Regions from separate parts of the Homo sapiens genome. Here region 1 is linked to region 2. The links are chromatin loops, found by intact Hi-C in ENCODE. Cell type or tissue: IMR-90. All regions are shown on one strand. Each heading gives the region's core, and the rest is flanking DNA. Links, peaks and the distances in the headings are about the cores only. Region 1 overlaps ANKRD13A (ankyrin repeat domain 13A). Region 2 overlaps GIT2 (GIT ArfGAP 2).

Region 1 (14,916 bases), core at 5,054-13,053, 100 kb before region 2:
ATTTGCCCAAAGTTACATAGCTAGGAAATGATGAGGCCAATACTAGAACCTGTTTGGGGGCTTGAAACATAAGTTGTGGGAGGATATCTTCAACACACACACACGCTGCGTAAATATGTGTGTGTGCATGGCTTTGGCTTTGGAAGGAGTTCTGGAACTTAAAGCTTGGCAAACTTCACAATAAATCTGCCCCTCGCCAAAGTCTTCCCTTCCCACTGTATCTCCTTGGTACATCTGTATATCTACAAAGTGGCTATTAGTATCATTTTGGATTATCTTGACTCTACATGAACTCAGTGTTTGCCATGTGTTGACGACTTACTGTGTACCTAGCACTCTACTAAATAGTTTCCACACATTATCCCACTCGATCCTTCAGAACAGGGTTTCTCAACCTGGATATTACGACATGTTGGATAAATGATTTCAGGGGGCGAGGGGCAGTGGGGGGGCTATGATAAACACTGTAAGAAGTTTGGTGGCATCCCCAGCCTTTAGATACCAGTAGCACCCCCTACTCCTAATCAAGATAGTCAAAATCTCTCCAGACATTGCCAAATGTCCACGGTACGCCAAATCCCCATTGGATACCCACTGCTGTGGAACAGTACTACTCAAAGGGTAGTCTGCAGACCAGTGTGAGTCTGCAAACTATGTTATCTGCAAAGAGATGACTACAGAAATTGAGAGTGTTTAGAAACTTAACAGTTTGACATTGTTGCAACATCCAAGCACTTAGAGACCAGTTCTAGGTGTCTCTGAACTGGAATGCTTTGCAGATGAAGGGAACTGGTTATTAGTCATGCACAGTAGGGCTATGTAGTGGTCTGGGACAGACTAGAAATTATAAAAACTACTCCTTTGCCATAGATAGTTTGAGAAATGCTGTCCTAGACAGTTCCGTACAGTTGGTATTTATTTATTTTTTTGAGATGGAGTTTTGCTCTTGTTGCCAAGGCTGGAGTGCAGTGGTGCGGTCTCAGCTCACTGCAGCCTCCGCCTCCTGGGTTCGAGCAATTATCCTGCCTCAGCCTCTTGAGTAGCTGGGACCACAGGCGTGTGCCACCACGCCCAGGTAATTTTTGTATTTTTAGTAGAGATGGGGTTTCACCATGTTGGCCAGGATGGTCTCGATCTCTTGACCTCATGAACTGCCCACTGTGGCCTCCCAAAGTGCTGGGATTACAGGTGTGAGCCACCACGCCCGCCCTAAAACATTCTTTTAAGGTTCTGCCTGGGCCTGCAATTCAGGCAACTGTCACTGCATGCAAAGTGTAGGGAGAAGTGAAAAGATGACGACTGGGAGAATTGATCAGGCCCCAAATGCATGGCCATTGTGTACCTAACAACTCATGGTTTTAAGCTCCTTTTTAAACTTTATTTTTATTATTATTTTTTATATGGAGTCTCACTCTGTTGCCCAATCTGGAGTGCAATGGCATGATCTTGGTTCACTGCAACCTCCACCGCCCAGGTTCAAGTGATTCTCTTGCCTAAGCCTCCCAAGTAGCTGGGATTACAGGCACCCACCACCGTGCCCGGCTAATGTTTGTAATTTTAGTACAGAGGGGGTTTCTCCATGTTGGCCAGGCTTGTCTCGAAGTCTTGATCTCAAGTGATCTGCCCATCTCGGCCTCCCAAAGTGCTGGCATTACAGGTGTGAGCCGCTGCGCCTGGCCTTTTTTATTTTTTAAAGGTAGATTTCCATTCCCCAATTCCAATCTTCTGCATTCCTGCTTTGGGAGTTTTAAGTTTTTTATTTTTTATTTTTTTGAGATGGAGTCTCGCTCTGTTGCCAGGCCAGTGCAGTGGCGCGATCTTGGCTCACTGCAACCCCCGACTCCCTGGTTCAGGTGATTCTCCTGCCTCAGCCTCCCGAGTAGCTGGGATTACAGGTGCCCGCCACCATGCCCAGCTAATTTTTGTATATTTAGTAGAGACGGGGTTTCACCACGTTAGCCAGAGTGGTCTCGATCTCCTGATCTTGTGATCCGCCCGCCTTGGCCTCTCACTGGGATTACAGGCTTGAGCCGCTGCGCACAGCCGAGAGTTTTAAATTTTTTTTGGAGTTCTTCCAAAATGCGAGATGCAAGAAAATGTTCTTAAATGGAATAAGACAACTTTAAGTCCAATTGTAGTCCAAACCATAGAAACTCAGAATTCAGGACTTTTGAAAATTAGGGCAGGTATTCAGTTAACAAGGGCTATTTTAAGACATGACATTTAGTTCACGTAGGTTGGAGATTTTGTTTGACAAAGATCTTAAAATTACTTCTGGCCTTTGGAGTTATGACATGCTGTCTTTGTCACCTTCTCCTTCCTTCTTCCCCCTCACTCACCAAAAAAAGATGAATTTTCTTTTCTTTTCTTTTTTTTTATTTTGAGACGGAGTTTCGCTCTTGTTGCCCAGGCTGGAGTGCAGTGGCGTGATCTTGGCTCACCGCAACCTCCGCCTCCCGGGTTCAAGAAATTCTCCTGCCTCAGCCTCCCAAGTAGCTGGGATTACAGGCATGCACCATCACGCCCAGCTAATTTTGTATTTTCAATAGAGACAGGGTTTCTCCATGTTGGTCAGGCTGGTCTCGAACTCCCGACTTCAGGTGATCTGCTTGCCTTGGCCTCCCAAAGTGCTGGGATTACAGGCGTGAGCCACTGCACCTGGCCTGATTTTTCTGTATAGTCGGTTTTAAAATAATAACCGGTTTAAGCGTGGAGGGTGTGTGTGGGGTGGGGGGGTCACAGATACTACAAAGTTACTGATTTAAATAAAACTATGGTCAAATCTTGGTTTTTCTTTTGTTTTGTTTTCTTTTTTTTGACAGAGTCCCTGTCGCCCAGGCTGGAGTGCAATGGTGCGATCTCGGCTCGCTGCAACCTCCGCGTCTGGGGTTCAAGCGATTCTCCTGCCTCAGCCCCCTGAGTAGCTGGGATTACAGGTGCCCGCCACCATGTCCGGCTAATTTTTGTATTTTTAGTAGAGATGGGGTTTCACCATGTTGGCCAGGCTGGTCTCAAACTCCTGACCTCGTGATCTGCCTGCCTTGGCCTCCCAAAGTGCTGGGATTATAGGCATGAGCCCCCTTGCCTGGCTAAATCTTGGTTTTTCAAAGGAACAGTAATGAGACTGAAGAACAACCATGGTTAGGCCCTAGCTGGAACCTGGGATGGGCCCACATCCCTACAGACACACATCAGTGTACATTTGCTTGTTTTGAATGCTTCCCAAGATCGCTGAGATAGTTACAGAAACAAGATTGCGTATCACTGCTGCTGTTGAAGAAACCTCTGACAGGTTGCTGGTTACGCTAGTTTTTTTTTTTCTTTATTTTTTTTTTTTTGTTATGTAGTAGTTTAAAGCCCAGGTCCTTATCCTGTATCACCAGGGCTCAACTTGAGTAATCAGTTGTAGTTCCCATTTCTCACCTGAGCACCTTGAAAATTTCAGATGTGAAATTTAGTCTTAAAAACGTAACATTTTTTTTTTTGTTTTTGTTTTTTTTTGAGACAGAGTCTCCCTCTATTGCCCAGGCTGGAGTGCAGTGGTATAAGCTTGGCTCACTGCAACCTCTGCCTCCTGGGTTCAAGCAATTCTCCTGCCTCAGCCTCCTGAGTAGTTGGGACTACAGGCACACACCACCACACCTGGCTAATTTTTTTTGTATTTTTAGTAGAGACATGGTTTCACTATATTGGCCAGGCTGGTCTCGAACTCCTGACCTCGTGATCCGCCTGCCTCGGCCTCCCAAAGTGCTGGGATTACAGGCATGAGCCACCGCACCCAGCCAAACATAGCAGATTTGTGAGTTAGTTGCTTCTTTGCTCAAAAGGCCCTGTCAAGACTCATCTTGAGACTGAAATACTTTATTGAATCTCCAGGTTTTTATTAATGGCTTTAAAGGCATAGTTGGGCATCCTGCTCTCTTGCTCCCCTATAGTCAAACAATTCTCCACACAAAAGCCAGAGGAATCTTTTTTTTTTTTTCCGACTAAATCAGATGATGTCATTCCTTTGCCTACAGCCCCCTAGTGGCTTCTCTTTAAACTTAAAATCCGTGTTTTCTTCATGGTCTCCAAGGCCTTGCACAGACCAGCCCCAGCCTTCCTTTCTGGCCTGATTTCCTGCCTCTCTTCCTGCACTCCTTGCCTGGTTGCCTCCCTTCTGTTCACTGAGTGTATTGGGCTTATACTGGCCTCAAGGCCCTTCCTTAGCTGATCTGTGGGCCTGCAGCATGCTCCCTGCAGAGCCTCACTCGTAAGGTCTCAGTTTTTTGTTGTTGTTTTTTTTTTTGAGGTGGAGTTTCATTCTGTCGCTTAGTGGCGCAATCTCGGCTCACTGTAACCTCCGCCTCTCGGGTTCAAGCGATTCTCCTGCCTCAGCCTCCTGAGTAGCTGAGTAGCTCAGGAGTAGCCTCCTGAGTAGCTGGCGGATGCCACCACACCTGGCCAATTTTTGTATTTTTAGTAGAGACGGGGTTTCACCATGTTGGCCAGGCTAGTCTCGAACTCCTGACCTCAAGTGATCCACCCACCTAGGCCTCCCAAAGTGCTGAGATTACAGACACGAGCCACCACACTCGGCCTGTCTTAGTTTGTGAGTCTCCTCCTCGGATGCTTCCTGACTGTCCCCCCTTCTTGCTGCCCACCCTGTCTCCATCCCTAGCATGTTACTGTTTTTTTTTTTCACGGTATATCAAGCTATGTGAAATGCTCTCATCTGTTTGTTTCTCCCCCAACTATATTTAGAGACAACTGGAGAGAGGATCTGTTTACAGCTGTTTGCACAGCACTTGACATAGTGCCTGGCAGCAAGTGGCATTTGATAAATCATTGGCAGTGAGTGGATGAATTGCCTAACCTGGAGCTGCCATTAGGAAGTAACCTGTTTTCCCTTTGCAGTGTTGATGGGAACCATTTTCAGCATCCTGCTGGTGACTGTCATCCTTATGGCATTTTGTGTCTACAAGCCCATTCGGCGTCGGTGACAGCCAGACAAGTTCTTCAATGAGTATTTGGGAATAGGATAAGTTGTGTTGCACACAGGCCAGTGGAGAAGTTGGAACCAAAACTTTCCTACTTGGAAATGACCTTTGGTCTGGACAGTTGGTAAATGCTAAATGAATTAGAAGAAAACATGTACTAGACATTATTTTTTCCTAACACTGTAGCGCAAATAATTGGCCCCTGAGTCCGCTTCTCAGTGTTTCTGACTGTACTTGTTAAAAGTAAGACCTGAAAGCTCCAAAGGTCAGTGTAAAGATGGAGTGTTCATGAGAAAGAAAACATGGTAACCTTGTGAGTGCCTGTAAGAACCACACTGTAAAGAACTCATCATTAATGCTTGAAAATGTTATTAAGAAGGAGACTTACCATGCAGACATTCCCTATTTAAGAACCATTTGGTTACAGTGGGTTAAGAATCACAGATTTTTTTTTTTAATCTCACCTGAGTTAGCCTAGAATGCGCTGGTTGCAAAGTGGTGTCAGCTGTGGGGATCTTGGGCCCTCGTTCCTCACCTGCATCCTGCCCTGCACTCAGGTGCTCCCCCTGAAGTCAGGGTCACATCAGGTAGACCTGTTACTATATGCACCTTTGGCCTGGAATGCTCTGAAGTTGGACTGGAAATGTTACTAGGTTGGCCTGTTACAAAAAGGACCCCATCCTGCTTAAACACATTGATCTCCCTTGCCCTGCATTTGAGTCTTTCTAGCCCACGGTCTGAAACTTGAGGCAGCTTTCCAGATTTGGAATGTAAAAGGCTCAGTGGGCACTCTGTTCATCCCTGGGTGGGGAGGGCCCAGCCAACAGAAGTGCATGTCCACTGTGCGGGCCAGTGTGTGTTTACACAAATTTCATCTCAGCTTTGAAAATGCTGCTATTAGTTTCCACTGTTGGTGAACTGGATTTTTTCCTCCTATTGAAATGATACTTTCATACTTATAAAGCTGTCGTCAATATTTATTTCAAGGTGCTAGATTTAATTTTGTTATTAAATTGAAATGCTTATCTTGTGTTCAAGCACAGCACTGATTTTAACAACCTGCATTTAATGTGAAGTAACCGAAGTAGGATACTGTAACTGTGTAAGGATTTTGTTTGTAATCTTGTAACATTGAACCATTGAAATGTTCAGTTCTTTGCTTTTGAGCAAAACGTCAATTAAAACTAAAGTAAAATCCTATATATTGTTTTACTCCACCAGTTATTTCCCAAGTGTTTGAAATGCAGGTGTGTGTCTGAATTTGATCTAATCACTTAAAGAAGCTCTGTGAAGTGAAATTTCTTTTTTTGAGACGGAGTTTGGTTCCTGTTGCCCAGGCTAGAGTGCAATGGTGCATTGTTGGCTCACTGCAACCTCCACCTCCCGGGTTCAAGCGATTCTCCTGCCTCAGCCTCCAGAGTAGCCAGGATTACAGGCATGAGCCACCATGCCTGGCTAATTTTTTTGTATTTTTAGTAGAGATGGGGTTTCACCATGTTGGCCAGGCTGGTCTCAAACTCCTGACCTCAGGTGATCCACCTGCCTTGGCCTCCCAAAGTGCTGGGATTACAGGCGTGAGCCACTGCGCCTGGCCTAAAGTTGAGATAAAAGTCTCCTAGTGCTGCCTATGATTTAGTGACTGTGGAGTCATATCAGCATGTTGTATTTTTTTCCACCTGGACCTCAGGCTTAAACCTACACATATTTCTAAACAGAGGCCTAGGTGGTACTTTGAACTTCATCACTCACTGTACCACTGAATCACTTGAAATCTCCACATCCAGTTCATCTTCCTTGATGTCATTTGTGGTCAGCAGGAGACTGCGACCAAGCTGGCAGTTATGGCAGTTTCCCTTTCCTGTCATTATTTAGAGCAGACTTTCAATCCCTTGACATGCCACGTTTATGTAGTGTGACAAGCTTGTTTATAGAGCAGAGTGCCTTAGGAACTTAGTTCCTAGCAGTGTCTAACGTGCAGAAGTTGCTCAATTAAAGTTTCTGGCCGAGTGCGGTGGCTCATGCCTGTAGTCTCAGCACTTTGGGAGGCCGAGGCGGGTGGATCACCTGAGGTCAGGAGTTCGAGACCAGCCTGGCCAACATGGTGAAACCCCGTCTCTACTAAAAATACAAAAATAAGCCAGGCATGGTGGCACACGCCTGTAATCCCAGCTACTCGGGAGGCTGAGGCAGGAGAATCGTTTGAACCCGGGAGGCAGAGGTTGCAGTGAGCCAAGATCGCGCCATTGCACTCCAGCCTGGGCAACAAGAGCAAAACTCCGTCTCAGGAAAACAAACAAACAAAAAAAAAAAACCACTTCCTGCTGATATTGGGCCACTCAAGCTTAGCTTTTCAGTTTTTAAATAATCCATAGTCATTGCACCTCTTGACCTGAAAGAGTAATGGTTTTCTTCATAGTGTCCTTGTGGCTTCAAAGTATTGATATCTACTTTCCCCTAAAAGCAAAGCAGCTCCTTTACATCTTCCCAGAAATACAGCCTCATTTCTGGAACCCATACATTTCTACTGGCCACTGCCTTTGTTGTTTTTAATACCCGCTTATTTAGATATAGGAAGAGTTTGGAAGCCTTATCATCTGGACTTCTAGGAACAGCCTCACAAAGCAGTTGGCTTCAAGGGATAGCATTGATGCAGAGCTTTGATGTTGGCTGGGCTTCCCTTACCCCACAAGAGCCAGTTCCCCTCCAGGAGGACCACAGAGGTGTCAGAACAGCCCAACACTGGCTTGCTTTTAGTTGCCATTTGAAACAAGCAGCATGGGGCTTGTTAACCTGGGCAGGAAGGCTGGGAGGAGCATGCCACCTTTGCAGTGATGAACTGAGCGAAGTGAGGCATTCTAATGTTCTACTGACATACGTAACAGGAAGTGTGGGTACATCCAGTGACTAGAAAAAACTGAAAAGGAAAAAGACTCAAAGACTGGAATTTTGTATGAGCACCCTCTAAGGAAGCAGTCTTTATTTGCATTTTTAGAGTGAACACATATATGAAAAACACTGCAACAGGTTGACACAATGCTCAGTCCCTTTTTAAGTGAATTCCTGGGGAGAAAGTCAAGGACCTTAGGGAGCAGAGCAGTGGAATGCAAACACAGAAATTACCTATGAGTCACTTTTGTGAGCCAATGACACGGCCTCACTGCAGCCATTCCAAGAAGTATCTTTGCTCACGGTAAATGCAAAGTAAACAAAATACCACACTGCATATTTGAAACAAACAAATGTGACGTTGCCTATACTGGCCTCATGTGCAGAAGGAATTTTGGTCAGACAATGACAAAAAAAAAAAACAAAACAGATTGTGAAATGGAATTAAAAGCACAATTCTTTGTATCTGGGAACGTTTCACTGGCAACACTAACTGTATGATACAGACGTTACCTGGAACAGTAGTTATGTTTCTCTTCCTATCCCCAAAGAAGCACAATAGAAGAAATAGACGCAAAATGGAGGAGGGTGTTGTTTACCAGGTTATTTCAGTGCAGCCTGTGGGAATGAATACACGGGCCACAGTGAGCAGTGCCCTTGGCTGTATTCCCCAGGGTTCTGTATGTTGTGCGATGGTTATATACAAGAGGGTTTGACAAAAGAGAGTTAACTACTAAAGGTATCCAAAAAAGGCCTGAGAAAATCTGGTTAAAATGTATAACCTTGTATTGCTACTGATGGGAGTTGTTTTTATATCTTTTACAAATAATAAAAAGATTGTTAAAAAATAGATTTATCCAGAAAGATGTTGATTTGAACTCTAAAAAGCAACGTGGAATCATTATTTTCCCTTTTGAATGAAGAGCCATGGAGCTCCGTGGTTTTCAGCTCCCTTTCTGGTTGCAAATCAATCCTTCCTCTGGAGTGAGTCTAGGGCATGCGGGCTCTTCCTAGGTGTCTACGTGGAAATCCTTCACTCATGCAGGTGTAGAACACACCTGGTTTGGTTCTGTGTGTTCCAATATTTTGGCCAGCTTGCCCACTTCAAGAACAAGCCTCAGGTTCCCCTAGCTGCTCCTTCAGGGACAGGATTAGCTGCCTTTGATTTAGCCTGGAGAATCCTGCTCTCAAAAGAATTGCCTTTACAAATTCAAATCAGATCCTTCGATGCGTGCAGTGAGGTGATGTGAAACTATTAGTAATGTTTAAGGCTAAGGCAACATCCATGGCCATTTGTGTATCTTAATTTGATGCAAATAGTTAACAATAATCTAAAATAGATTCTATATGTATCTCCTCTAACTTTAGCTGGGTGTGGAAGGAATGGAATCAGATAGATGGAGGAAGAATAATGACAATGTCCTAGAAACCCTGTAAAAAGGTAAAAATAAGGAGATCAGCACAGATTACCCATTTCTTTGGTGAACAGTAAAGAAGTGTCTCCAATTCTCATAGATCACACTTTACAAAGGCGGCTGCTGCTCTTATATATAAAAGCACCCTGACTCTGCAATAACTTGTCTTGTTATCACTCCTTGATAAAAATTTATCTACAAACCTGCGGGGATTGGGGTTTTGTCTAAAGCTGGTAGTAAAAATGTGACCTGCAAGCCAATACAGCTAATGGAAAGTGATGATGCTCTCCTCCCCTTAGCCTGGAGATGGGGCCTGCAATCCCTGGTCCCTTCTCCACCCCAGGGAGCAGCCTGGATGGGCCCAGGAGTCCCTGGTTCTGCACCTCTGCATAAAGAAGGGGCAGTTGTTGCCTGCTGCATGCACGCAAGGTGCAGGCCCTTAGCCCTAGGGCCCTGGTTGACACAGCATCTGTGACAGCCCACAGCCTCTGCTTTGTGCAGAGGCTCACAGGCTGAAAGGTCTATTTGTCAGTGAGTGACAGCTGTAAGACTTGCTGGAGCTCAGCCTCTTCCTCCTGGAGCCGGAGCTCCCATTCCTCCAGCTCTTTGGCAGAGAGCTCCATGGCTAGCTGCAAGTCATTATCAAAACGGCTTGTCTCGCTCAGGGCGCTGGGGCACAGGCCTTCTGTGCTGGTGAGGAGGCTCTCCTGGATGGCCCTGGGTTGGAAAACAGATAAAAAGGGAGAGTCACTACTATCATCATCATGGTGGCAGCAGTAACTACATTTCTTAACCGCTTACCAAGGGCACACTGTGCCAGGCATTTAATATGCATGATGCCAATTAATCCCACATAACTGGCGGTGTAGGTGTTGTATACGGGTGAGAAACCCCACAATCTTGCCCAAGACCACCCAACCAGTAAGTGATAGGGCTGGGAATTGAACTTGGATCTGTTTTAAAGCAAAACTCAGGTTCTTCATCAACAGGCTCTCATAGACACCTTAAGTATAAGTCTTCGTAAAATGAATCCTCGCGGTTTTTCCCGTAATCTCTGGAGCTGTTCCTCCAAACTTCCTTATCTTTACAATTATATAAACTTCCCACTGAGGACATCTAGGCCCTGTGATCATACATCATTCATAGAAGATCAAACCAATCAGAAAAAACTGACTCAGTACGTTTCCCCCAATGGCACTGACCTGTGAACCAGTCAGCAATTCTATCACCCATTCCTGGAAACTTGCTATCAAGAGTCTAGAGTTATTATAAGTAACTGCCACAAGAGGAAGCAAGAGAGCCAACACTTTAGTCTTTTTTTTTTTTGAGACGGAGTCTCGCTCTATCGCCCAGGCTGGAGTGCAGTGGCGCGATCTCGGCTCACTGCAAGCTCCGCCTCCTGGGTTTGCCATTCTCCTGCCTCAGCCTCCCGAGTAGCTGAGACTACAGGTGCCTGGCACCATGCCCGGCTAATTTTTTGTATTTTTTTTAGGAGAGACAGGGTTTCACCGTGTTAGCCAGGATGGTCTCAATCTTCTGACCTCGTGATCCGCCTGCCTCGGCCTCCCAAAATGCTGGGATTATAGGCGTGAGCCACCGCTCCTGGCCTACTTTTTCTAGTCTTTCCTGCCAGTTTGTGGCACCGTACATCTGCCTGAGGACCAAATGCACAGTGCCACGCGTCTGCTCGCCTGTGTCCAGGCCTGTGTTCACCCTGGTTTATTCCAGAGTCACGTCAGTCAATCACCTCTCATACTGGGCGTCATAGGTGTTTGTCTGGCTGATCCCTCCATTCGAAGCTGGTCCTGAAAGTTCCTGGCAAAGACAAATGTGATAGACATGAATACGTCTTAGGAGAAATTGGTGCCATTCTGGTAAGGAAACGATGGCAGCAAGAACCAAATTAAAAGTCTTTCCATGACCATTATCAATAGTGCTGTGTGAAAAGCTAACAGGGACTTGGGTTACCTCAAAAACAACACCTAAGTGGGAGGTAGTAACATGCCACAGCCTAACTCACAGCCACAACCTTCTCATCCTTTGTACAAAATCAGTCTCTTAAATACAGCTAACCCACGTGGAAGATATACACAACGAAAAGCAAAAACACAGCTGACCTTGGGCAAAGTTCAAGTGACCAAAGCAGGTTTTTGTTTTTTTAGAGACAGGGTCGCACTCTGTTGTCCAGGCTCAAGGGTAGTGATGTGATCGTAGCTCACTGCAGCCTTGACCCCAGGGCACAAGAAATCCTCCCACCTAAGCCTCCTGACTAGTTGGGAATACAGGTGCACACCACCATACTTGGCTTTTAAAATTTTTTGGTAGAGGCTAGGCATGGTGGCTCACACCTCTAATCCCAGCACTTTGGGAGGGCAAGGCTGGTGGATCACTTGAGGTCTGGAGTTTGGGATCAGCCTGGACAACATGGTAAAACCCCGTCTCTACTAAAAACACAAAAACTAGCTGGGTCTGGTGGTGCGCACCTGTAATCCCAGCTACTCGGGAGGGTGAGGCATGAGAATCACTTGAACCTGGGAGGCAGAGGCTGCAGTGAGCCAATATTGTGCCCCTGCACTGCAGCCTGAGCAAAAGAGTGAGACTCTGCCTCAAAAATTAAAAAAAAAAAAAAATTTGGTAGATATAGGATCTCACTATGTTGCCCAGGCTGGTCTCAGACTCCTGGGCTCAATCAGTCCTCCCATCTTGGCTTCCCAAAGTGCTGGGATTATAGGCATGAGCCACTGCACCCAGCCAGTAATTCTTCTAGGGCAAGATTAGAAGACACAATTCAATACTGGTAGTCTTTGACTTTGGCTACTTCCCTTGTTAAAACTTATGGTCAACAAGGTTTATGAAGCTACTTGGGAGCTGGCGGGGGGAGCTAAGCTCACTTACATAGGGAAAGGAAAAGCATACCAGGCTGATGGTGATGTGCAGGGGTCTTCTCCCAGGATGCCTCCCAAAGGGAACATGCTTGCTTTGGGGTCTGGCTCGGAAAACTGAATGGGTCTGGGAATGGGGCCATGGTGGTGGCAGGGGGAAGTGGAGGAGGTAGACTCACATTACACAAGCACTAAGACTCAGGAATAGAACCAGAAAGCTATAAGCTTGAACCAGTGAGGACGCTGGAGTGTGAGCACTGTTCTCAAAGCAGCAGCCCTGTGAGGGCAGGGGCTGCTTCCCAGAGAATTCCCAGCACCTGGCACAGAGCCTGGCACAAAGAAGGTACTCTGCAAATATCTGAATGAAGAATGGAAGAAAAAGCCAATTAACAAATAAATGGACTGCAGGAACCCAGGACACACCAGAGGGTGCTGGAGGCAGACCAGACCCTACCCTAGTAGAGCCAGGAGGCACAGAAGGAAGGAGATGGAAGGAGTTGATGTTAGGGGAGGAGGACCTCAAGCCTTGGACTGTCCCAGGTAGGTGAGGCATGGAGGGAGAACCAGATATGACAATAAAAGGCAACTGTTCTACTGGGCACAGTGGTGCATGACTTTAGTCCCAGCTACTTGGGAGGCTGAGGTGGGAGGATCTCTTGAACCCAGGAGTTTGAGGGTGCAATATGATCATGCCGGGGAACAGCCACTGCACTCCGACTTGGGCAACATAGAGTCACACACACACACACAAAGCCTACTGCTTACACAGGTCTGTCCTGTCCTTCATTTTCTGTTTCACTAGAGACCCAGAGAGAGTTTAGGGAGATGGTACCCTTTGTGGAGGAAGTGGGATTCAAATCCACTTCACTACCTTCATCCGAGACTACTGACACACAGGTAATCCTTCAGGAAAAATATGATACTGCTTCAGTGCTAGAAAATGATGAAGCACATCTCAAAAAGTACAGAATTACAAGCTATGTGCGTGAATATGAGGAAAAGGAAAGTCTGCCTGAAGACATCTTGTGAATGGTGCTGACTGGGATTATGTAGATGGTCTCTTACATAACAAGCTTTTGTAAGAAGACCAGATGCACAAAGTATAACCTATGCAAATACCATGAATGTGTCAAACTTGATATTTAGAATAAATCTTTCAGATTAGCCAAACACTGAGGCTAACCCAGAGGGTAAGACCTCCCACGCCCTGCCATTAGAGTATTCTGATAAACACACCTGGCTCCTGCTGGACTCCAGCAGACTTTGCTGGATGGCAAACTGCATTATCTCGTAATCTTCATCTTGCAAATGCACATTTCTGCCATTGTCTTGAACATAGTAAGATTCGGGAATTTCAAACACAGATTGATCAACCTCAAAGTTTGTGATGTGGGAAGCTGAAACAAAAGGCAACCGTCCAGTGTCTGAGTTCATTACATTTCCACTCCAACTTTTTGCAAAAATGTTGTACATTAGAAAAAAAAGAAAGGCTCAAAATTATAACAATCAAGGCTTACTATTATATGAGAGATTCTGAGGAAGCATGACAGAAAAAAGTGACAGAATACAGCTTTTTTCTTTTTCCTTGATTTTAGTGGAAACAACGAACACAGTCATAAAAAAATACACAAGACTATAAAATGAAAAGCGCAGATTTCTCCCCCTAAACATATACGCACAGTCACACCAATGTGTTTCTTCCTTTTGCAGGAAGATATATGGTAAATATATAAAAGTATATATAAAATATCTGAACACTTAAAAATGATAATAATTAAACAAATGCCTGTGTGCCCTTCACCTAGCCTAAGACACAGAACACTATCAATAACTGCCGGGCGCGGTGGCTCACGCCTGTAGTCCCAGCACTTTGGGAGGCTGAGGCAGGCAGATCACAAGGTCAGGAGATCGAGACCATCTTGGCTAACATGGTGAAACCCCGTCTCTACTAAAAATACAAAAAAAAAAAAAAATTAGCCGGGCGTGGTGGCGGGCACCTGTAGTCCCAGCTACTCGGGAGGCTGAGGCAGGAGAATGGCATGAACCCGGGAGGCGGAGCTTGCAGTGAGCCAAGATCGCACCACTGCACTCCAGCCTGGGTGACAGAGTAAGACTGTCTCAAAAAAAAAAAAAAAAAAGAAAAAGAAAAAAACACTATCAATACCATACTGCGGGCACATCCCTTGTTAACAATATTCCCTTCTTCCTCTCCAGAGGTAAATACATAATTCAGAATAGTTGTTTACACTGCCTAGCTCTTCTCTGGAGCTTGCCACATGTATATCATCCTAATAGTTTGTATTAGCCTGTTTGTGAACTCGACATAAATGGAATCATGCGGAATTTATTCTTCAAATTGGATTTTCTTCATTCAACATTATGCTTTTGAAATTCAACAGTTTTGACGCACATAGCTATAAATTTTTATTTTCAATACTATATGTTATTCTGTTGTATTAATAGAGCACAATAGCGCATTCTACCATCTCGGGACATTTGGGTCGTTTCCAGGTTTCTGCTGTTATGAATGGATGCTGCTGCCCAGTACTGGGGTCTCCAGATGCTCATGTGCATAACTTTCTTTAGGGTACACATCTAGGAATTGCTAGGTCATCCACATCTTCAGTTTATACAGTAATGCCGAATGTTTTATTCAAGGAACTATACCAATCTCCTCTTCCAGCCAAGAGTGCACGAGTGTTCCTTAGCTGCACAACCTCATGAACACATCTCACCCAACTTTGTTGCTACATG
Region 2 (14,916 bases), core at 4,026-12,025:
TTACAGTGATCCAGGATTGCACCACTGCACTCCAGCCTGGGCGACAGAGCAAGACTCTGTCTCCAGATAAATAAATAAAAAAGATTCATTATAAAAATGTAGAATTTTCTGGGTTTAATTCTGTTTCTAGTTTGTTTTCCACTGGAGCAGCTCTGGGCAAATTTTTCAGTATAATTACGTAAATGCAAGTTTTTATCTATTCATATATGTGTATATGTATACACACACACACCTCTGTGTGGGTGTATATATAAAAACCAAAATAAAACTTAAAAGTTAGTTGGGGCCAGGTGTGGTGGCTAACACCTATAATCCCAGCACTTTGGGAGGCCAAAGTTGGAGGATCACTTGAGCTCAGGAGTTCAAGACCAGGCTGGGCAACATAGTGAGACCTTGTCTCCACAAAAAAGTACAAAATTAGCCAAGCGTGGTGGCACGGGCCTGTGGTCCCAGCTGCTCAGGAAGCTGAGGTGGGAGAATCGCTTGAGTCTGGGAGGTCGAGGCTGCAGTGAGCCGAGATTGTACCACTGCACTTAGCCTAGGCGACAGAGTGAGACCCTGTCTCAAAAAAAAAAAAGAAAAAAAATTGGCAGGGTGCGGTGGCTCACACCTATAATCTCAGCACTTTTGGAGGCTGAGGCGGGAAAATCACCTGAGGTCAGGAGTTTGAGACCAGCCTAACCAACATAGTGAAACCCCATCTCTACTAAAAATACAAAATTAGCTCGGTATGGTGGTGCATGCCTGTAATCCCAGCTACTCAGGGGGCCGAGGCAGGAGAATTGCTTGAACCTGGGAGGCGGAGGTTGCAGTGAGCCTAGCTTATGCCATTGCACTCCACAGGCAACAAGAGTGAAACTCAATCTCAAAAAAAAAAAAGAAAAAAGTTAGGCATTCCCTGTGAAAGATAAGAAGGGTTTTGGGTTTTTCTTCTTTCTTTTTCATTTTCTAAGCTCATCTCTGGAAGACCACAGTGCTTGCCCATGATCTTCCTGCTATAAACTTCTAGCAGCCAAACTCACTGACTGTTCATAAAGCCAGATCAAAACAAGGCAGCAAGAGAAGCAGAACTACTTATTGATAGGAGATATAAACAAAGGGATCATCAAAGTTGTCGATTCTACAGAAATTAGCTTTACAGACTCCCCATATGGCTCCAAGCTAACGTTTAATCATTTGCCAGATGGATTTGAGTGGCTTCAGGATGCACGAGTTCATAGTGAATTTTAGGAGCCCACAGCAAGTGTCTTGTATTTGAGCAGCTGGGAACTAAACAGCATGCGTGGAGGTGTGGATGGAAGACCTCAGCCGACAGAGGAGAGAACATGCGCCCTGGGAGCAGAAGAGTGTATGGGGATAGCAAACAAAGTGTGGTGTGAATAAGGGGGGCTTCTCCACGTGGGTCCGGCTGCCTTGCCTGTACCCACCAGGTGTTATCAGTAAGGAGTGACAGGCTTTATGTAGAGTTTTGTGGGGTTTTTTTTTTTTTTTCTTTTTGGTTTTGTTTTGTTTTGTTTTGTTTTGTTTTTTGAGTTAGGGTCTAGCTCTGTCACCCAGGCTGGAGTGCAGTAGTACGATCTCATCTCACTGCAACCTCCGCCTCCTAGGCTCAAGAGATCATCTCACCTCAGCCTCCCGAGTAGCTGAACTGCAGGTGTGCACTACCACACCCAGCTAATTTTTGTACTTTTAGTAGCGATGACGTTTCACCATGTTGCCTAGGCTGGCCTCAAATTCCTGACCTCAAGTGATCTGCCCACCTCTGCCTCCCAACATGCTGGGATTATGGGTGTGAGCCACCGCACCTGGCCATGTAGACCTTCTTAAACCAACTTACTCAAAAGTAGCCACTCTTTTGGATGAAGCTACAGGGTTTCCATATGTTTAAACAAAGCTCTTAGTTTACATCTGTGTCCTTAGCCACATTTTATTGCAGCATCAATAAAACTCCTTAGTCCCATGTTTTGATTAACTTGGATGAAATTCAAGGAGTAAAGCTAGAAATAGCTCACACTTATATTTTATAAGGTAAGTGGTTTAGGTTTTAAATTAGCCTCCACTGATCTCTGTTCCAGAGAAGTTCTCAAGCATTATGGGTGAAATAAATAGGGAAAATAATGTTCATGAAATACTCAGAACATAGTCCCCTTCGAAGGAATAAAGTCCCCTTCAAATTTCGTCACCCTAGAAGATCGTGTGTTTAGCAGTGCTGCCATTTGTTCAAAACATTTTTAGGATTCCTCTTTTGAATCTGTATCCCATTTTTGATCACCACAGTTGCACCAAATCTTTACATTTTAAGGGGTAGATTTGAGCCCAGGCATGAAATATTGGAGGTAGCAGGAGGCAGGAGACCTGGTGCTTGGTCCTGTTTTTCTGCAGACTTTGTGGCCTTTGGTGGGCCACCCAGCTTTTTTGGCCCTTCATTTTCTCATATGGGGCTCAATGAGATAATCTGAAGGTGGCTTCCAGTGCTGAAGGTCTGTGGTCATATAAGTGCTGGCATGTTTTTTTGTTTGTTTGTTTCTGAGACAGGGTCTTATCTTACTCTGTTTCCCAGGCTGGAGTACAGTGGTGCGACCATGGCTCAATGCAACCTTGAACTCCTGGGCTCAAGCAGTCCTCCCTCAGCCTCCTGAGGAGCTGGGACTACAGGTTCATGCTACCATGCCTGGCTGATTTATTTATTTATTTATTTATTTATTTATTTATTTATTTATTTATTTTATTTATTTTTTAAATGTTGCCCAGGCTGGTCTCAAACTCCTAGCCTTAAGCAATCGTCCTGCCTCAGCCTCCCAAAATACAGGGATTACAGGTGTGAGCCACCACACCCTGCCTGTATTTTAACTGCATCTCATTATGTTATAAATTTGAGAACTAAATGAGGATATGTTGCCTTGCATGTCTGTTAGTTTGTACTAAGGATCTGATTAGGAAGTGGCCACTGAGCTAAGAAGAAAATGGTGCAAAGAAGGAAAGAGGCCATTTCTGGATCCAATATTCATCTTTTACTAAATTTTCACTAGAGAGTTGTCCCCTGTCCCAAATGAGATTTGGGATGTGAAGGCCAGTAGCCTAACAGGTAACAATTCCTGGGGAAGACTCCTGAGAAGAGTCTCATGTTACAAACTCATGAGGGTCCCTCTTCTTTCTTGTAGGCATCCAGGCTGGAGAAGCAGAACAGCACACCTGAGAGTGACTACGACAACACTCCCAACGACATGGAGCCAGATGGCATGGGGTACATGCACAGGACGAGCGTGCCAGGGGAGGGGCTCCCCAGGGCCAGAGACCTGGCAGGCCTGGGCCAGCAGAAGCAGTTCACCACACACACCCCTTTTCTCTATTTTCAGACTCATAAAGTCTTAAAGTATTCAAGCATACGCTCGTAGTTTACATGTCTTGTCATCTCACATTGTTGCCGAAAGGCCTTTTTCTTTGTACCAGCATGTTATGTGTCTCTAGCTGTCTGTAGTGTGTTTAAAGTCATTACCCCACTTCATCATGAAGACAACATTAGGTTACATTCTGCATTTGTACCCAAGGAGTTGGCCCACCTGAGGATGGCTTTATAAACAAACACCCTCCCCGCTCCAGGTATTTCCCTCCCTTTTCCCCTCCTTCACCCTTCCTGTGAGAGTCAACACTTCCAGCCCTATGGTAGAGTGAAATAGCCGATTTTAGAGCCTTACCATGAGTCTCCTGCTAGACAGGATAAAGGAAATGACGAGACCAGCCTGCTCATGCATTTAGCCAGTGCATACAAAGTGGCTCCTAGAAGCAGAGGGGCAGCTGATAAGCACCTGCTGTATTTAACTGCATCTTTAATGTTCACAGGTCAAGCCGAAAGGGACGGCAAAGAAGTATGGTGTGGCCAGGGGATGGCTTGGTACCAGACACAGCAGAACCCCATGTGGCCCCAAGCCCCACTCTCCCTAGCACCGAAGATGTCATCAGGAAGACTGAACAGATCACCAAAAACATACAGGAGCTCTTAAGAGCAGCCCAAGAAAATAAACATGACAGGTAAGCAGGATTGAAGACCCTGCTTTGGGAGAGCATGAGTTATGCGCCCAGAAAGGGATGATGCCCATGTTCCTAATGGCAGCTATTCCCAGCATGCTGACTTCAAGGTCATTGAAAACAAGTCTACATAACAGGCTTAAGAACAATGTCAGTTTTGGTTTGCTTTGTCTTGTTTGATTTACATGGTATTTTCTTTTTTTTCATCTTGTTACGAAGCTCCGAAAATAAATGCCTCTAGAAACAGGATTGCGGCATAGTTAGGGTGGTGACAATGCTAGTTCTAGGAGGGGGACAGGGGCTACCTTACACCTCGCTTCTGGCCATGGCTATACCCTGGCCTGGCTAAGGACAAGGCCGCTGACACAAAAGGTATCCTGGGCTGGGCACAGTGGCTCACACCTGTAATCCCGGCACTTTGGGAGGCCGAAGCAGGTGGATCACCTGAGGTCAGGAGTTCGAGACCAGTCTGACCAATATGGTGAAACCCTGTGTCTATGAAAAACACAAAAATTAGCTGAGCATGGTGGCATGTGCCTGTAGTCCCAGCTATTCAGAAGGCTGAGGCAGGAGAATTTCTGGAACCCTGGAGGCGGAGGTTGCAGCGAGCCAAGATCATGCCACTGCACTCCAGCCTGGGCAACAATAGCGAAACTGTCTCAAAATAAATAAAGTTGATCTCATCATCACCCAAGTCCATCTCTGCACTTGAGAGGGGAGGCTGTTTACTCTGACTAGAAGCACGTCCTGTGGTTAATTCTTACCCTGAGGAAGGGACTGGCTCTTGCTCCAACTTAGCCTTTTGTTCTTTGAGAGTGAATTCTCTGAGAACTTCCGGTGAGTTGCGAACTGCTTGGGGTAACATCCTAGCTTCCCATGGTTGGCAGGATGTAGACACTCATAAAACATTAGCTAAACCAGCAGAGTTCAGTCAAACCCAAGAAAAATCTCATTCTTTTCATTAGGTCAGCAAAGTTTAGGACTTCAGTGAAGAACTTTCTTCACGCCTTGCACGAGCAAAAAGTATTCAAGGGATGCTGTGCTGTTTACTCTTCTCTCTGTTTTCTTCTTCCACACAAACATGCATCTGGGCCTTTGTATTCCCTTTTGTAGTCCTGGCACTACTGGGCCAACCTCCCTTTTCTGTACCCTTTTTTATATGGCTCACACATCTCCCAGTGTCCTTATTTCCCACTAGGAAAGAAGGGAATAATCCATGTTTATTGAAAGATAAGAGTTAGTCTTCTGGAGGGACTGCTGGAAGCTCCTCAGAGAAAAAGAGAAACATGCATAACTTTTAAGCCTCCTTCGATAAAAACTGTCTAATTATTTGGCTTCCTCCTCCCTCCTTTCCCAGGCATTCTCTTCATACCATGCCTTTGGGACCCCACGGGTTACAAGCACACTCACTTTGCTCAGGACCATAGTCTTGGCAGTGAGTGACTTCATATTTGATTACAGAAAGCAAAGTGTCCCATGGCTTTCCAAAGTACAGAGCTTTTTTTTTTTTTTTTGAGACAGAGTCTTGCTCTGTCACCCAGGCTGGAGAGCAGTGGCACGATCTTGCTCACTGCAACTTCCGCCTCCTTGGCTCAAGCGATCCTCCTGCCTCAGCTTCCCAAGTAGCTGGGATTACAGGTGCATGCCACCATGCCCAGCTAATTTTTTTGTATTTTTAGTAGAGACAGAGTTTCACCATGTTGGCCAGGCTGGTCTCGAACTCCTGATCTCAAGTGATCTACCCGCCTCAGCCTCTCAAAGTGCTGAGATTACAGGCGTGAGCCACCGTGCTTGGCCAAAGTTTTTGACAGCGTTTAATGTAATCATGATTCAATAACACTTTCTTCCCGAGCACCGTGACCCCATTTGTCAATGTGCTTCGCTTTTCATTTCCTCTAGTTCAGAAGTGCTGTGCTTGTATTTCAAACTAAAATGTGCTTGCCTTATATTGCTGTCTTTGTCAAAAATACAAATATCTGCCCTGAGGCCATTTCTACTTCAAAGATGCAATATGGTGCTTGGTACAATTTGGGAAATTTCTTTTTTTTTTCTTTCTTTGTTTAAAATTTACAAATCCATTCAACAACACATATAATGATCTGATTTCCTTTTTTTTTTTTTTAAGACCATGAGAGAATGATGCAGAGATTTTAATCATTAGCTCATTCTTTTGGTTTAAAACCATAATTGGTCTAGAGAATTTATATTTCATAAATTGTTCAATCCTATATTAAAATTCAAGATGCTTTTATTTATCATCTTGAATTGTACGAATTAAACCCATGCCTTTTTCTCTTGTTTTCTCCTCTTGATCCATGTAAGCAACCCCAGCCCCTGACCTTCCTGAAGTCTGGTCTTGTCTCCTGGGCCTCCAGCCTCACTCCTGCCCTCACACAGGCACACATACAATTCAGGGATTATGACATATTATGCACGAAAACCTTTTTGAGGAAAGATACCAATGTGAAGTTGTGAATATGGACTCCTGTTAGAGGAGGAGGGCTTCCTCATTAATCCGGGTGTGCTCGCTTTTCTATCGTGTGGAGGACTTCCCCAAATAGTTCATAATGAGTGAGCTTTTGAGAGATGGCCTTAGGAAAGATTCCTTCTCTGTGTAGCAGGAGGAAAGGGTGAATCGTATTTCTCAAAAATGAAACCATAAACAACAAAATATAAAACTCTTCACTGGCTGGGCGCGGTGGCTCACGCCTGTAATCCCAACACTTTGGGAGGCCAAGGCGGGTGGATCAGTCAGGAGTTCAAGACCAGCCTGACCAACATGGTGAAACCCCATCTCTACTAAAAATACAAAAATTAGCCGGGTGTGGTGGTGCAAACCTGTAATCCCAGCTACTCGAGAGGCTGAGGCAGGAGAATTGCTTGAAGCCGGGAGGCGGAGAAGCCAGGAGGCGGAGGTTGCAGTGAGCCGAGATTGCACCACTGCACTCCAGCCTGAGCGACAGAGCGAGACTCCATCTCAAAAAAAAAACTTCAGTGTGGTTCTCAGTCACTGTGATATTAACAGACACACAGTTTATTAGTATGCATGATACATGTGACGGCTGTGGACATTGCTTTTTTCTCTTTCTGAAATCTGTGTGACCAGATAGGTTGTTGCCCCTTCATATTTACAAGTTAAATAACTCCATATATGTTGGAATTTTTGTTATTAAATGGTTTGTGATTCTAATTGCTCACAAAGGTAGAAGTCAGGATTTCCAATGAAGGCATTTTTGGATACTATAAACCATTTTCTTGAAATGTAATGGTTTAATTTAAAATGTAGGCAGTCTTTTTTTTTTTTTAGACGGAATCTCGCTTTTATCCCCTAGGCTGGAGTGCAGTGGCACAATCTTGGCTCACTGCAACCTCTGCCTCCCGGGTTCAAGCGATTCTCCTGCTTCAGCCTCCTGAGTAGCTGGGATTACAGGCATGCGCCACAATGCCCAGCTAATTTTTTTGTATTTTTAGTAGAGACGGGATTTCACCATGTCGTTCAGGCTGGTCTCAAACTCCTGACCTCAGGTGATCCGCCCGCTTTGGCCTCCCAAAGTGCTGGGATTACAGGCGTGAGCCACTGCGCCCGGCCGACAGTTTTAATTATAATAGTTTTGAAACTAGACTTGTTACAAAGGTGAAGTGCATAAGTTGCTTATGACAATCTATTCAGAAGCCAACTTCATGGTTTAAAAAATGGGGAAAGGGCTGGACACCGTGGCTCACACCTGTAACCCCAGCACTTTGGAGGCTGAGGCAAGAGATTCACTTGAATCCAGGAGTTCAACACAAGGCTGGGCGACATAGTGGGACTCCTCTACAAAAAAATATTTAAAAATCAGCCAGGCATGGCGGTGCATGCCTGAAGTTCCAGCTACTTGAGAGACTCCAATTCTAATTTTAAGGAATTTTTTCAGTCCTTTATTTTTCACTTCTGTGGCCTTTTGCATGGAAATCCTTTCTCTTTCTAGAAATTGGGACGATGAAACACATGAGAAGTAAATGACTGACGTGAGGAGGGGTGAATTATGTTTCTGTACTGTTGTGTGGCCTCACCTGACCAAGAGTGTATGTTGCCATATTTCATACCTGGAGACTTTTCATCAGATTGAACTTTTAGGAAGCAATGAGAGTCCTGCTTTATAACCATGTGCCCTCTGGTGGTGTGGGATGCACGGCTGACTGCAGCCCTAGCCCCTTCATGAAGGGAATGTAAACAGAATCTGTTCTAGCACTTGAGTCCTCTTTGCCTCCGAATCATTTTTACTGTCATTGAATAACTTCTTCAATATTCTTGCAGTTATATTCCCTGCTCAGAGAGGATACACGTAGCTGTTACAGAAATGGCAGCATTATTCCCCAAAGTAAGTCACTTCCTACTCACTTGGTTTAAATCCTTTTAAATGAACAGCAAGAAATTTCTTTATGACCTATATATTACATTAGCTTTTTTGTAGCACATGCAGTTTTAAAATATGCAGTCGAGGCCGGGTGTGGTGGCTCACGCCTGTAACCCCAGCACTTTGGGAGGCCGAGACAGGCAGATCACCTGAGGTCGGGAGTTCGAGGCCAGCCTGACCAACATGGAGAGACCCTGTCTCTACTAAAAATACAAAATTAGTCAGGCGTGGTGGTGCATGCCTGTAATCCCAGCTACTCAGGAGGCTGAAGCAGGAGAATCGCTTGAACCCAGGAGGCGGAGGTTGCAGTGAGTCAAGATCGTGCCATTGCGCTCCAGCCTGGGCAACAAGAGTGAAACTCAAGTCTCAAAAAAAAGTAAAATAAAATAAAATATGCAGTCGTATAGAGCTTTGAAATATTTTTGTTCTGCATGAATGTTGATTTAATAAGACAAGGATATACAAGTCGTGCTAAAAGGCACATTTTAAAATTTATAGGATTTTCTGGAATATTTTACCCACATGGATTAATATTTTTCAAAAACTACTTCAAAATACCACATACTACTAAAATTACCCTGCATGCACTTTGACCTTTGAATCAGAATATTTCAGCATCTCTTACGCTGTGGGCTGCAAAGCTTGGAGTGTGTGAAGCACCCCTTTGAGAAAGGGCAGGACCAAACCGCCTTTCACTCTGGGGAGCAGCTTGGTTTGCTTTAGAAGAATGTTTGTCCCCTGCTTTTGGATGTCTGCCCTGCAGTTCAGGGTAAACGGCTGTCTTTTTCCTTTTAGAAACCCAAGTCTGATATGGTGAGGACTTCCCTTCGTTTACTGACGTCCAGTGCCTACCGACTGCAGTCAGAGTGCAAGAAGACCCTCCCAGGGGACCCCGGCTCACCCACAGACGTTCAGCTGGTCACGCAGCAGGTCATCCAGTGTGCGTACGACATCGCCAAGGCTGCCAAGCAGCTGGTTACCATCACCACCAAAGAGAACAACAACTGACAAGGGCAGGGCACCGCCTCCTCTGTTTTCTAGGCTTTATAAAGTCCAATTTCAAATTCAGACGCAGAACTCTTCAGATTTCTACAAAAAGAAACATTTAATGACGGTTTAAAACTTTTTAAAAGAAAACTCAGTATTATTTTTGCATGTTTTCTAACCAATTTTCAACTATTTAACCCACTTGCCTTATTTTGTGCCTATTTGCTGGTTTAGTTTCTGATGTTCGGTTGTGTTGTCAACAACTGTTGAGTTGATCACATACATCCAAAAGTATAGTTTCATTGTCTAAAGTTTGTGAAAACTTTTCCATCCCTTAAAACTCCCTGCCTATGGCTGAAACTATAAATGAAATTTTTCATAAAACATTTTCTTGAGAGAGTTCAGTTAAAAAAGAAAAAATCAGCGTCATTTGTTCCCTGCCAAGCATCGTGCAATAAGTGAATTTCCTGGCCTACTTCATAATCTCTAAGTTTGGGGTATCTCCAAGCATGTATGTAGAGAAAGGACTTTGCCGCTTTTTAAAACTAGTGTCACAGTCTCTCTTGGGAGGAAACAATGAATTGGTTCATTTCTTCTCAGTGTTTTACCCTGTTACATGTTCTGTTATTTAATGTTGTTATCTCAAGCTCCTATCTCTTGATGTTTTCTTGTCATCTTGAAGGCTCCATGGAATGAGATAAAGCATTGACCCACCACAGGACATCTCATGAAGCCATGTTCAGGGTAGGAGCTCCACGCACATCACCACCCATTGTCAGGTGCTCTCCCTCACCCCTGTAAGCCAGACAGTTTGTTCAAAACCTGCAGCAAAGAGAAGCATCAGTCTAACAAGCCAGAACTCATTTTGTGCCACCCATTTAGGTATCACTACCATGAACTATAGGGAAAAGAAATCACCTACTCCCTGACACTGTGTTGTACCCTTCATCCAAAAGTCAGCTTGCTTCTCTGACCACTTACAGCTTTCTCACATGAGTTGCTTCACATTTTTCATCATCTTTAAGGACTTCTTATAAGGAAAGATGTATCGTATCGCAGTCATCTGAGTTAGTTTCTCCTCCATCACCTCATGAGTACTTAAAAATTAGACATCAACTTTCAAGAGTTCCTTAGAGAGTGTGCTCTAGCTGGCTGCCTGCTACCCCAAAGCTCTGAAAGAGTAAGGTTGAAGTGCTGGAACATGCTCAGATTGTTTTTTAGTTACTCAAAAGCCCCTTCTTGTTCTGAATGTGAAAGCTCTTCCCGTTCCTGCTTACTGCAGCCATTCTGTGTGTGTGGTTCAGACCCTGGCCTAGGGCCGGTGATGTGGATGAGTGAAGGGAGCCAGGTACACGGCAGCAGGGCAGAGGAGACTATGGGGAGCCCACCGCCTACACAGTAGGGGCAGTAGCCCCCAGCTCCACGCCTGTTGCCATGTGGAAAAGTGGGCCTAGGGTGGCCACAGCTTTGATTTTTCAAGAGACAAGAAACCTAGATGTTTTTTGGTGCCATCTCTCCATTTATAAATGTTGGCAACCAATTTGAACACTTTCAGAGACCATGTGCAGGTGAGCTGTGTCCTCTAGGCTGCCAGCTCACAGCCCCCACCCCAGGGCCCTGTAAGCTGTGCAGTGTGAGGGCCTGGCTTCCCCGGACACACCTGGAGCAGCCTCTGAGTCTTACCCGTAATGGAGCCGGCCAACCCTGTGTGTTATGTTGCTGTCGCTCCTGTTTTTAACCATATGTTCTGTCCCATAGCAGTCATTCACACATGTGAAGAAGACACAAGAATCAAAGTACAAGTTGCCTCAATACATGCTAATAACTAAGCTTCTATTTTCACAGGACTGATCGATGCACACCTTTATAGCTTGACCATATGCTGTCATGAAAGTAGCACCCCGACGGTGCTTGCTTTACTAAGTCACCGTGTGTGGATGCTTTTGTCGCATTTTGCTTCACTGTGAGTAGCATGGGAAAAGGGTCCACGTCTCCAAAAGACTCTTCCACTTGTTTGTCCCACAGCCCTAAGTGCCACATTGCTGTTGGATGCTCCCGGGATGCCTTCTAGAAGGGGGCCTCCCACCTTAAGTTCAGGCGCCATCTGATAGCCTTTTCTGCAGGCTTCATGTCCTTAGCTGACCCTCCTTTATCTTGCAAACCCCTGCCCCTGCTGTCCCAGGGAGGACGGGCTTCTGTAGAGGCTTCTGGGAAATGAGCTGTCTGCAGGAGGTGAAGCAGTGTTTTCCTTGGAATGTTTGAGGACCTGCAATAGAAGATGTTGCCTTTATGGCCCTAGAGAAAGTCAAGGAACATGGGGACCAACAAAGCATTTCCAGTTGTAAGAATATGTCAGAAGAGTGCTCGGTTAGCCCACGGTGCCAAAACTCCAAACAAGTTCCCCGGTGGAATGACGTGGCCATTGGAGGGCTGCAGGTCGTCCTCTCTGTATGTGCCCCGCGCATTTCCTTGGCCTCATCTGAGATCTGGTGTCAGAGTTCTCTGCTCCTGTTGGCAAATCGCACCTTATCTGAACATTTGTTCCAGCCACCTTTTGCACATGGATTCCGTACCTTGCACTAGCAATGTCTACCTTCAGTAACGTCGTTCTTTTTCACCCTGTATTCTCAATGATCCCTTCCTCCCCATATGCCACCCTTCCCCCAAAGCTGATAGGGCAGAGGTGCACTTTATGAAACTGGCACTTGACTGAACAGAAGGAAACAGCTGTACCTCTAAGCTCCTTTCACAGAAATCGTCATCTGCCTTGGAATGCAAATAGTTCTTATTTGCCAAAGAACAGTGAATTGGGCCCAAAGATCAAACACAGCATTTCATGTAATCAGAATTCTAAACGCACAACTCGGGAGCTGTGCACGGCTTCTCAAGTGATTCAGTTGCAGAACCAAGAGCAAAACTCGCCTGTTTTTGTCCTCAATGGCACCCATGAGCTTTCCAATAGTATAGTTTTCTTTCTTTCCTTGTCCTGGTTGAAGGTAACGTGTTCCTAGAAAAGAAAATGCTGCATAGGAAAACTGAGATGCCTTTTATTCCAACGTGTTTGATCCCTGTCACTCATTATTCTGTACTTTTTATTGTACATTCTATTCCTGTAATTATTGTGCCCTTTAAGTGTTGTAAAATCGTTTTGGAATTTGTGCCTGCTAGTTATGCAATAAACAGGCTCTACAAGTGTTTTTGTGGTAATGCTGTGCTCCCCATCAATTAGTTGATGTTTCCAGATACTCTGTAAAAGGTCTGAGGAAGTTCTCCCAAAACGCCATCATTAGTGAGATGCAGTGTTTCATATGCTTTGGGGCTCTGCAGTTTTACAGTAATGACTATCTTTTTCTTCCTCTGTGCTTAGCAAATAGGTTTTGTTTTGTTTTGTTTTTTTGTTTTTTTTGAGATGGAGTTTCACTCTTGTTGCCCGGGCTGGAGTGCAATGACGCGATCTCGGCTCGACGTGATCTCGGCTCACCGCAACCTCCGCCTCCCGGGTTCAAGTGATTCTCCTACCTCAGCCTCAGAAGTAGCTGGGATTACAGGCATGCACCACCCCACCCGGTTAATTTTGTATTTTTAGTAGAGACAGGGTTTCACCATGTTGCTCAGGCTGGTCTTGAACTCCCAACCTGAGGTGATCTGCCCGCATCGGCCTCCCAAAGTGCTGGGATTACAGGTGTGAGCCACGGCACCCAGAGCAAATAGCTTTCTTTGAACGCTGCATCAAGATACTAGTTCCATGCATCTTATCATAATATATTTATTCCCTAAGTTTAATGTTTTTTTCTTTTGGAGAGAGGATCTCACTCTGTCACCCAGGCTGGAGTGCAGTGGTGTGATCTCAGCTCACTGCAACCTCCATCTCCTGGGTTCAAGCGATTCTCGTGCCTCAGCCTCCCAAGTAGCTGGGATTACAGGCATGCACCACCACCCCTGGCTAATTTTTTGTATTTTTAGATATGGGGTTTCACCATGTTACCCAGGCTGGTGCGAACTCCTGGCCTCAAGTGATCCACCCGCCTCGGCCTCCCAAACTGCTGGGATTACAGACGTGAGCCACTGTGCCTGGCCCCTACGTTTAATTTTTTTAATGCAGCGAAAGCCAGCCCAGCACAGATGCCCTCCCTTCTTCCTAACAGGTGATGGGGTCCTGGAATGAGCTCAGTGTCTTAAAACCACTGGTCTTATTTTATTTTCAGAGAAAGGCCACCTGTGCAGGTTCCTAGGGGGAGCTGGTATAGATTTGCATGGGGGTTCATCAGGGCTGCCCATGGTCACCAGTGATTGTCCTCTGGTTAGGTGACTTGGGACTCTACTCCCAAATGGAAGAAGGGTGGGGTAGGGCCTGAGCACCACGGGTACTTTTCCAAGTGAGAAGTCAGAAAGATGCCACGTCCTCGCTGTGATCCTGCTTGTTCAGGGGGACGTCTGTGCAGGCTTAGGACCAGTGTCTCACACAGCTCACACCCAGAGCAACCTCCTCAGGCAAGGAGGCTCAAAAGAGCCAGCAGCAGACCTCCTGGAACCCTGGCAGGCTCACCATGCCGGGCCCCCACAGTCTGGTTCAGCAGCTCTGGGGTGGGGCCCAGGAGTAGGCACTTCTAACAGGTTCCAGGGACCACACTCTGCGAAGCTCTGCTGTAGACCGTTTCCAGGCCTTTCCCACCACACAGCTCCTTGGCTTCTGCTTTTAAACATGTTTTAGTGTAGGAGAGTCATGTGAAGTCATCATTATAATTTTAGCTGACATTTCCTCTGTGCCAGGCACTGTGCTGAGTTCTTTTTTTTTTTCTTTTTTGAGACAGGCTGGACCGTAGCAGCGTGATCTCAGCTCACCACAACCTCTACCTCCCGGGTTCAAGCAATTCTCCTGCCTCAGTCTCCCGAGTAGCTGGAACTACAGGTGCGTGCCACCATGCCCAGCTAATTTTTTTGTATTTTTTTTAGTAGAGACGGGGTTTCACTATGTTGGCCAGGCTGGTCTCCAACTCCTGACTTCATGATCTGTCTGCCTCGGCCTCCCAAAGTGCTAGGATTACAGGCGTGAGCCACCACGCCTGGCCTGTGCTGAGTTCTTGACACATGTTCATTCATTTCATCCTCACTACAGCCAGATGAAGTGAGTGGTTTCTTCCCATTTTTCAGATAAGGATGTTTACAGCCCAGGAGGCCGAGCCTCACATCCAAGGAGAGAGTGTGTCAGTTGCTGTCATGCTCCTTACTCCTCTTCACCACCAGGGTGCGCTTCCCAGCCTCCGGCGGAGTCACAATGTTACAGGATCTCTGGGGTGTCGATTTTTCTGGCTGGAAATATCTGGCCAGTGCCTTTGCCTGAGTTCTTGTTGTCCTGCATCCTGGAAGAATGAGGTACGCAGACAAGTGGAGGGTGAAGACTTTTTTTTTCTTTTTTTTTTTTTTTTTTTAGACAGAGTCTTGCTCTGTTGCCCAGGCTGGAGTGCAGCGGTGCAATCTCGGCTCACTGCAACCTCCACCTCCTGGG

Evidence for each region. A loop is a pair of places that touch in the nucleus more often than their neighbours do. Peaks named below come from ENCODE experiments on the same cell type or tissue, not always from the same donor. Only the 100,000 strongest peaks of a DNase experiment are listed, where the experiment ranks them.
Region 1: a loop joins it to region 2, with 5 times the contacts of the local background. A loop is called at or near these places in 4 of 110 quality-filtered maps.

What each region holds. Positions count from the first base shown.
Region 1 is chr12:110,032,440-110,047,355 of GRCh38, reverse strand. ANKRD13A (ankyrin repeat domain 13A) reads right to left here. Exons shown (of 15, transcript NM_033121.2): 13 at 13,399-13,559; 14 at 11,028-11,095; 15 at 7,593-9,997. The coding sequence ends at 9,802. C12orf76 (chromosome 12 open reading frame 76) reads left to right here. Exons shown (of 2, transcript NM_001389625.1): 2 at 4,897-6,179. The coding sequence ends at 4,982. Among named protein-coding and RNA genes, the nearest start is that of C12orf76, 8.6 kb to the left of the region's middle. RefSeq lists an enhancer at 4,344-4,857. In IMR-90, for the core only: a CTCF peak has its summit at 10,565; a DNase peak (open chromatin) is centred at 8,125; H3K27ac peaks cover 3,249 bases.
Region 2 is chr12:109,927,493-109,942,408 of GRCh38, reverse strand. GIT2 (GIT ArfGAP 2) reads left to right here. Exons shown (of 20, transcript NM_057169.5): 17 at 3,162-3,244; 18 at 3,841-4,029; 19 at 8,324-8,387; 20 at 9,219-12,605. The coding sequence ends at 9,431. Among named protein-coding and RNA genes, the nearest start is that of TCHP, 35 kb to the right of the region's middle. RefSeq lists an enhancer at 8,582-9,781. In IMR-90, for the core only: a CTCF peak has its summit at 8,186 (motif pointing left); no DNase peak of the experiment used is centred there.